2 separate regions of the Homo sapiens genome follow, and region 1 is linked to region 2. A link is a contact called in ENCODE Hi-C data. All regions are on one chromosome and are shown on one strand. Each heading gives the region's core, a stretch centred on a gene start or an enhancer-like site at or near the end of the contact. The rest is flanking DNA. Distances are from core to core; before and after follow the strand shown. Region 1 holds the start of RANGRF (RAN guanine nucleotide release factor). Region 2 holds the start of MPDU1-AS1 (MPDU1 antisense RNA 1).

Region 1 (3,593 bases), core at 575-3,074, 700 kb before region 2:
CCAGTCTCCACCAAATGAGCACTCCTTGGCCACTTGTGCCTCCACCACTATGTCCTGGTGACTACTGATTAGGTGACCTTTCATCCATCCATGGGGGACAGCCAACCCCACTCCCCATCTGTTCTCAGGGTTGAATCACTACAAGAGATGAGTTTCCCTTCTTTCCTTGGGTGTTGCTTTAAACCTTCCCTACCCATTCCCTGGGTAACTCACACCCCTCTCTCAGGGCTGAACGAGTCATCCCAAAGTGTATTTCCTCCCACTCACCACTGCCACCCTTGAGTCCCTCCTGCTCCCATGCACAGTTTTAAACTCCTCCCTCCAAAACCAAAGGGAATCGAGAGACCCAATTCCCAGGCGTCTGGGACCCAGGTGTCCTGTTAGATTCAAAGGCACAGAGATTATATTGATTATAAAGCAAGTTTATTCTGAAGAGGGATTGTCTTATGTTTACGCACAGGGAAGAAATAAGAGGAAACCCTCTTTTCAACCTCTTTTCCCCCTCACAGAACCGAGTCCCCAAGTTCTCAGCAACATCATGCAGTGCTTCAGCGCCTTTACTGGGGACCAAAGATGTTAGGATCGTGAAGGGTCAGACTGGTCACCAGCTGTTCAAAGTCACCCAGGCTCCAGGGTGCAGGTGACAGATTTTCGGGGCCAAGAGATGACCTGTTGTCAGGGCTTGGGGTGGGGGAACAGATGGAGACAGAACATCATCCAGGCCTGAGGTTTGGAAATTGCCAATTCCTGTTCCCCAGAGGACCTGGGTATCAGTTACCCCAAACCTCTGGCCCACTCCTGCTTCCTTGGAGGATCCCACCAGTGAGTCTCCCTGTTCTGTCCCTCCCAGCCCGATTCTCCTGGGAACCCAGTCATGAGATACCCGCCCGTTCCTTCCTCCTTACGGGGGCTGATTGAAGGTAAGCAAGAGATCAGTCTGGTACTGGGGCAGCCTCAGCAAGGCCTGATGAAGTGTCACGTCCTTTGCTACCTAAGGGGATCAGAGTCAGGATGCTTACCTGGATCTCTGCGTCCCCGCTACCGCCCTTCCAGGACATTACACACTCTCGGGCCCTCACCTGCTGGTTTTCCTTAGCTATCTGCTGCTTGCCAGAGAGGACCCAGGCTTCTTGACAGCGGCCCCTCAGGGCCAGGTTCTCCAAACTGAGAGGCTGAACAGACTCCACATGGACAGCCCTAGCCCCCTGCACGCCACCAACATCCTCAAAGTGGTACCTGGAGTAGGGAAGCGGGGTCAGGAAGGGACATCTCTGGTCGCCTCCCCGGGAGCATCTTTAAGTTGCAGGCCTGGCTCCCGGCCCGTGCGTGGTCTCACCGCCCGGATTAACCGTCGGCCGCGGGCCCCGCCCACTGGTCCGACCCCGCCCCTGCCATTGGCCAGCCGGGGGCCATTCCCTCACCGCGCAGCCGCTTCGCCCCGTACGTGGGCCTGCAGCTCGAGAAGTTCCACTATCAGGCTCTGGTCCGTCACGGGATGGCAGAAAACTTCTTGATTGTCCGGGACCGGTCGGAGGTCGCTGGAGTGAGGCGAGGCAGACCCTGGTTGACCCCGGTCTCTTCCCACAACCCACCCAGTCAGCCGCCCCTGGGCGCCCCGGCCTTCTCACCTTACGTCAATGGCCCCCATGGGGAGGATGGCGGAAAAGGCGCCCCCGAACAGCGGGCAGTCTCTCGTGGGCTCCATGGGTCTGAGGCTGGGTTATGGGCATTAGAAAGGTTTAAAAGAAGTCCACATTGGGTCACGTGGCATCGGCTCCCTGGGTTTCGCAGCTGCCACCGCCACCCGGGTCTGGCTTAGCTCCCGGATCCTTTAAGATTTGGCTCCGCCCTGCGCTCTCGTTGGCCAATCGGCGCCAAGACCCTGGGGGCGGGGGTCAGCGGCTTTGCTCCGGAAGCCGCGCTCTTAGGAGTGCGCCTGGCGGGACGGTGGGGTCTGCCTTGGGGTTGGACTTAGGGTTAGGGTCTATGTCGCCCCCGGTGGTCACGAGCATGCTCCCGCCAGCCTCCTCTTGATTGATTGATTGATTGATTGATTGACAGGTCTCGCTGTGTCGCCCAGGCTGTAATGCAGTGGCGCGATCACCGCTCACTGCAGTCTCCACCTCCAGGACTCAAGTGATACTCCTGCCTCAGCCTCTTGAGTGGCTCCTGCTCCCGCCACCACGCCCGGCTAAATTTTTAATTACTTGTAGAAATGGGGCGGGGTGGGGAGTGTCTCCCAATCTTGCCCAGGCTGGCCTCAAACTCCTGGACTCAAGCGATCCTCCCGCCTCGGCTCCCTAAGTGCTGGAATTACAGGCGAGAGCCACAGCGCCTGGCCTCCTCGTCCTTTTCAAGTGGTCACACCTTCCAAGAAGGTCGCCTGAGACCCTCCTGAGGGGCAGGTGCTCGTCAAAGGGGCCCACGTCTAGGTAGGGTCTCTTGAGTCAGGAAAGCATAGTTTCACGGTGTTCTGGGCCTCTGAAAGAAGAATGGGCTGCCACCCAGACCGCTAATTCATAGATCTGCTGCTGGGAATTAGGGGAACAATGCGTCCAGGTTAGGATTCAGGTCTCACATCTTCCTGAAAGTGAGAGCCAACCTGGGTATTAGAAATCTAATTCCTCTCAAATATTTGCCTTGGGAATGCTCCCGGGCAGGTGCAACCCCACCCCCAGCTCCACACACCTGGACAGAAGCACAGATTAAACCCTCTTTTGTTTGTCTTTTACAGATTTGTTGTGTTCTTTAAGTTTTAACTTCACTATATCATTTCAGTTCATTTCTCTATTCATCTTTGATCCTCAGCACCCGGCACGGTGTTTAGAGCATAACAGACCTGATATATATTGGGTTTTTTTGTTTTGTTTTGTTTTTGAGATGGAGTTTCACTCTTGTTGCCCAGGCTGGAGTGCAATGGCATGATCTTGGCTCACTGCAACCTCCGCCTCCTGGGTTCAAGCTGTTCTCCTGCCCCAACCTCCCAAGTAGCTGGATTACAGGCATGCACCACCACACCCAGCTAATTTTGTATTTTTAGTAGAGATGGAGTTTCTCCATGTTGGTCAGGTGAGTCTCGAACTTCCGACCTCAGATGATCCGCCTGCCTTGGCCTCCCAAAGTGCTGGGATTATTACAGGCGTGAGCCAGCGTGCCCAGCCCAGACCTAATATATATTGTTAAGTGATTGAATAAACTCAATGCAAATGTCTGGAACCCAGGAGATCACCCATACCCTCATGGATTCTAGATGTCACCTACTTCCCAGCCAAGAATTGGGCAAGAGGACTCTGATCTTGAGGCCATTCCACAGGGTTCCAAGTGCTGACCATACCTCTGGACCCTAATGACTTAGTGAAATGAAGCCAAAGGGTACATATTTATTGGTCTCTTACCTTGCCAGGCCCTAATGTGAAGGGCTGGAGATACAAAGACATTTAGGACACAGCCCCCGATGCCTCACTGAAGGAACAGTGGAGCACACTTTGAGTCTTTTTTTGTTTTTTTTTTTGAGAGGCGGTCTCACTGTTGCCAAGACTAGACTGTAGTGGTGCAGTCGTAGCTCACTGCAGCCTCAACCTTGTGGGCTCAAG
Region 2 (3,478 bases), core at 10-2,509:
TGGCCAGGCTGGTCTCGAACTCCTGACCTCAGATGATCCACCTGCCTCAGCCTCCTTAAAGTGCTGGGATTATAAGCTCGAGCTACCGCACCGGGCCCCAGACTGTTACTTTCCAAAACAGCTTTTCTCCGATGCCTACCACCCCCCACATCCAATCTTCCATTCCCTATAAATTAACACCCAAACTTGGCTTGACCTCCACGGCTCTCCATTGCTTCCCCATATAAAGCTGAGAAATGCCCAAGAGCTCTCTGATCCTTTATTTCCCTTCTCTGGGCCAATGGGTGCCCCATTTCACATGTCTTCTCTCTCCAAAGACAAGTCTTCATACCATTTTTTTTTTCTTATTTTAATTTTGAGACGGAGTTTCACTCTTGTTGCCCAGGCTGGAGTGCAATGGCACGATCTTGGCTCACTGTAACCTCTGTCTCCCGGGTTTAAGCGATTCTCCTGCCTCAGCCTCCCGAGTAGCTGGGATTACAGGCGCCTGCCACAACGCCCGGCTAATTTTTTGTATTTTTAGTAGAGGCGGGGTTTCGCCCTATTGGCCAGGCTGGTCTCGAACGCCTGACCTCAGGTGATCCACCCGCTTCGGCCTCCCAAAGTGCTGGGATTACAGGCGTGAGCCACCGTGCCCGCCCCATACCACTCTTTCTTGAACACTCTGACTGTCCCTGGCCCCTACTCAGGGACTAAACCTTACCCTTTCAAGGCTTGCTTTTATGCCCTGGCCATCCACAACTTCTCTAGCCTTGAAGCCTTCCCCTCAAGGAACTTGGTCTAGTGGGAGTCTGACTCTCACGGGTCATGAATGCGGCTAAAACAAAGTGCCCCACGAGCTCAAGAGAGGTACCATGAACTGACAGGGGCAGACTGACGCTCCCCAAACGGTCTGACGGTGACCCTTGTGGAGCTGTCTCGCAATCAGAAAAAGGAAGGGAGGCAAATTATTCCGAAATCAGACTATGAGCAAACCTGGAGGCTGGAAAGAAAGCAATCAGGGTGGCGGAGCCTTTGGGGGTGCAATGAAGGCCCGATTCATCAGGGGCTTTGAATTAAGTTTAACCCTGCTAGCGATCTAATAAAGGTTGGCATGATTTGACTTAATTTTTATTTTGTTTTATAAAAGTTGACTCTTCGTTTTTCATTGTCGCTACAGCACAAACTCCACAAAGAAGTAATTCCACCCGGTGACTTCCCCACTGGCACTAATATGGTGTCCTCCCTCTAAGGAGCCCGAGACACTTCCGCCCTTCTCAGAAGTGACTTCCGTCCAGCTCGGCATGGCGGCAGTCACTGCCGTCACTTAGTCGCCGATCAAGGCTTGGACTAAGGGCCCACGGTCACTCGAGTAGGACTTGGATCGGATGCTGAATAAAACTCACCGTGAAGCAAGTCCCACTGAACGAAAAGTTGGTCGTAGCATTTCTCAGGTAAAAGAATCGGCACGAGCAGCCGTTTAAGCGGTCCGTCCGCCTCGGCCGCCATATTGCAAAGCTAGCTTCCGCCAGTCTCTCCAGACCGCCATTGACTTTCGTTGCGCGTGCGCGCTGCGGACACTCCGCCTCCCGTTCTTTTCCCGCGGCGAAGCTGGCCCGCCCCGTGCCCCGCTCTTTCTGACGCTACCCACCCTCACTCTAGTGGCGTAAAATAAGTCTCAGTCAGGGACCACGTTTTGGACGCGCTGTTGGAATTGTAAAGCTTGCCGAAGCTGCACGCCTGCGCGGTTAGACCTCCCACGCCTTTGTTGACGCTTCCAGTTTGGAAGCCAGATTTACACCCCTGCCTTTCTCCGCTCCTCCTGCTGGGCGCCATCTTGTCTTCTCCTAGCACACTTTGTATTGTTCGAAGTTGAGAGAGAAGGAGCCGGAGTCTCCGAGGTGGCGTTGGGTGGGGGCGCTACTAGCTCCCGTTCTCTCAGCGTCTCTAGAGGGAAGGGCGCCGGTGGGAGCAGGAGAGTCTGCACCGGGCAGGCCTCCTTAGGTGCCGGGTTGCGCGCAGGGCCCTGTGCTTGTCTCGCCTCCGGTTGGCTCAGGCCTCGGAGCATGAGTGCGCCGGCAACTGCTGGGCCCGGGACAGTGAAGCAGAGGAGGAGGTGGGGGAGGCGAGCCCAGGTCGGGGAAGGGCAGCACCTGAATCACCCTTGGGGCCCAGACCCCCAAGAGTCTCCGGGGAGCCGAGGCCTGGCGAGGCAGTCCCGGGATTCGCCCCCTCCCCGCTGGCCCGAGGGCGCACCACGTGCTGGGCAGAGACTTCGGCGAGGCCGAGTGGACCCTGCAGCGCTGCTTGGGAAAGGGCACCTTGGACTACCTGGTGGGGGCGTTGTGCTTCGTTACCGACCGCCGGGACGCCAACCCACGGTGCCCACCCGTGCGTCATTCCGCTGTGGATCAGCCCTTTGGCGGCCCCCCTCCAAAGTCTACAAGGTCACACGGATGTCTGCAGGCAGAGGTGGGGCTGCTGGGGCCCTGCCAGGTGAGGGCTGCCCTTGTGGGGCAGTCTCTGGGCCTTGGAGGCCGGAAGCCTCCTGGGGCTCCTACGGCTGGGGGGTGCTGCTCATCCTGGCTCCCAGGGATTGCGCCGTAGCCAGCTGTAATGGGTGGGACTGGCGCTCACTGCTGGTGCAGGCTGTGGCCATCTGGGAGGTCCTTTCTGGAATCTGGACCTTGGCTGTCCTGAGAGTGACACTCCTCATCTCAAGTACTGGGGGCATGAAGTTAGGCTTGGCAGGTGGCCCCGTGTGGGGGGCATGCTGTTCCCAGGAGCCCCCAGTGGAGGTCAGAGTACCCACTGCTCCTTCTTGATTCAACCCCTTGTAGGTGGGATAGGAGCATGCCAGGTGCTGCGAGGGTTTAATCGGGCTCTTCTGCTGGCCTTGAATATGGTGGACAGGACAGGACATTCTCATTGCTCAGGAGCCACTGGCGCTGCCTTTGGGAATGAAGTTCCACAGCCCCCCACTCATTGCTTTGGCTGTCTGCTGCATTTGAAACTGTACGAGGGTCAGGAAGAAGGCTGCGGGGATGAATGGCTCTACCGGCTTGCCACGGATGGGGAACTGGAGCAGCCAGTGGCCCCAAGAGGAGGAAGGAAGGGAGGCACGGCAGACCCAACACCAGCTGTGCCAGGCTTTGGGGGGTGAACCCATGAGGCATCGTCACACACTGACATTTTCATCCCTCCTCAGCAGCTGCTTCCGGCTCCCTGAGACCCAGCCATGGAAGGCATAGAAAGGCATGTGACAAGAAACTCATGGCTTTTAATCCTGGCAGGACAAGGAAAACCCCGTCAAAGATTTGCATAAATTTTGCTGCTCTCCTGCTGGGGGGGGGGGGGGGGCAGTTCGTCACATTTAATAAAATTCTCTCCCTCCCTTCTCCCGACTGCATTATCTCATATTTATTTATTTGAGACAGTCTGGCTCTGTCGCCCAGGCTGGAGTGCAGTGGCGCGATCTTGGCTTAGTGGCGCGATGACG

What was found. A loop is a pair of places that touch in the nucleus more often than their neighbours do. Pooled maps may share reads with other maps.
Region 1: a loop to region 2 is called in a pooled map, with 5 times the contacts of the local background. The contact joins the promoter of RANGRF here to the promoter of MPDU1-AS1 in region 2. A Hi-C loop is called at or near these places in 6 of 50 pooled maps.

What each region holds. Positions count from the first base shown.
Region 1 is chr17:8,286,901-8,290,493 of GRCh38, reverse strand. RANGRF (RAN guanine nucleotide release factor) reads right to left here and starts at 1,824. Exons shown (of 5, transcript NM_016492.5): 1 at 1,629-1,824; 2 at 1,422-1,538; 3 at 1,080-1,236; 4 at 906-991; 5 at 407-681. The coding sequence starts at 1,705. The coding sequence ends at 558. SLC25A35 (solute carrier family 25 member 35) reads left to right here. Exons shown (of 5, transcript NM_001320870.2): 5 at 1-433. RefSeq lists enhancers at 1,102-1,171, 1,452-1,571, 1,932-2,161 and a silencer at 1,322-1,371.
Region 2 is chr17:7,581,873-7,585,350 of GRCh38, reverse strand. It overlaps MPDU1-AS1 (MPDU1 antisense RNA 1), which reads left to right and starts at 1,259. Exons shown (of 2, transcript NR_136402.2): 1 at 1,259-1,433; 2 at 3,188-3,377. It overlaps MPDU1 (mannose-P-dolichol utilization defect 1), which reads right to left and starts at 1,499. Exons shown (of 7, transcript NM_004870.4): 1 at 1,386-1,499. The coding sequence starts at 1,488. It overlaps CD68 (CD68 molecule), which reads right to left. Exons shown (of 6, transcript NM_001251.3): 6 at 3,240-3,478. RefSeq lists enhancers at 54-926, 1,161-1,690, 927-1,801, 1,801-1,850, 1,802-2,675.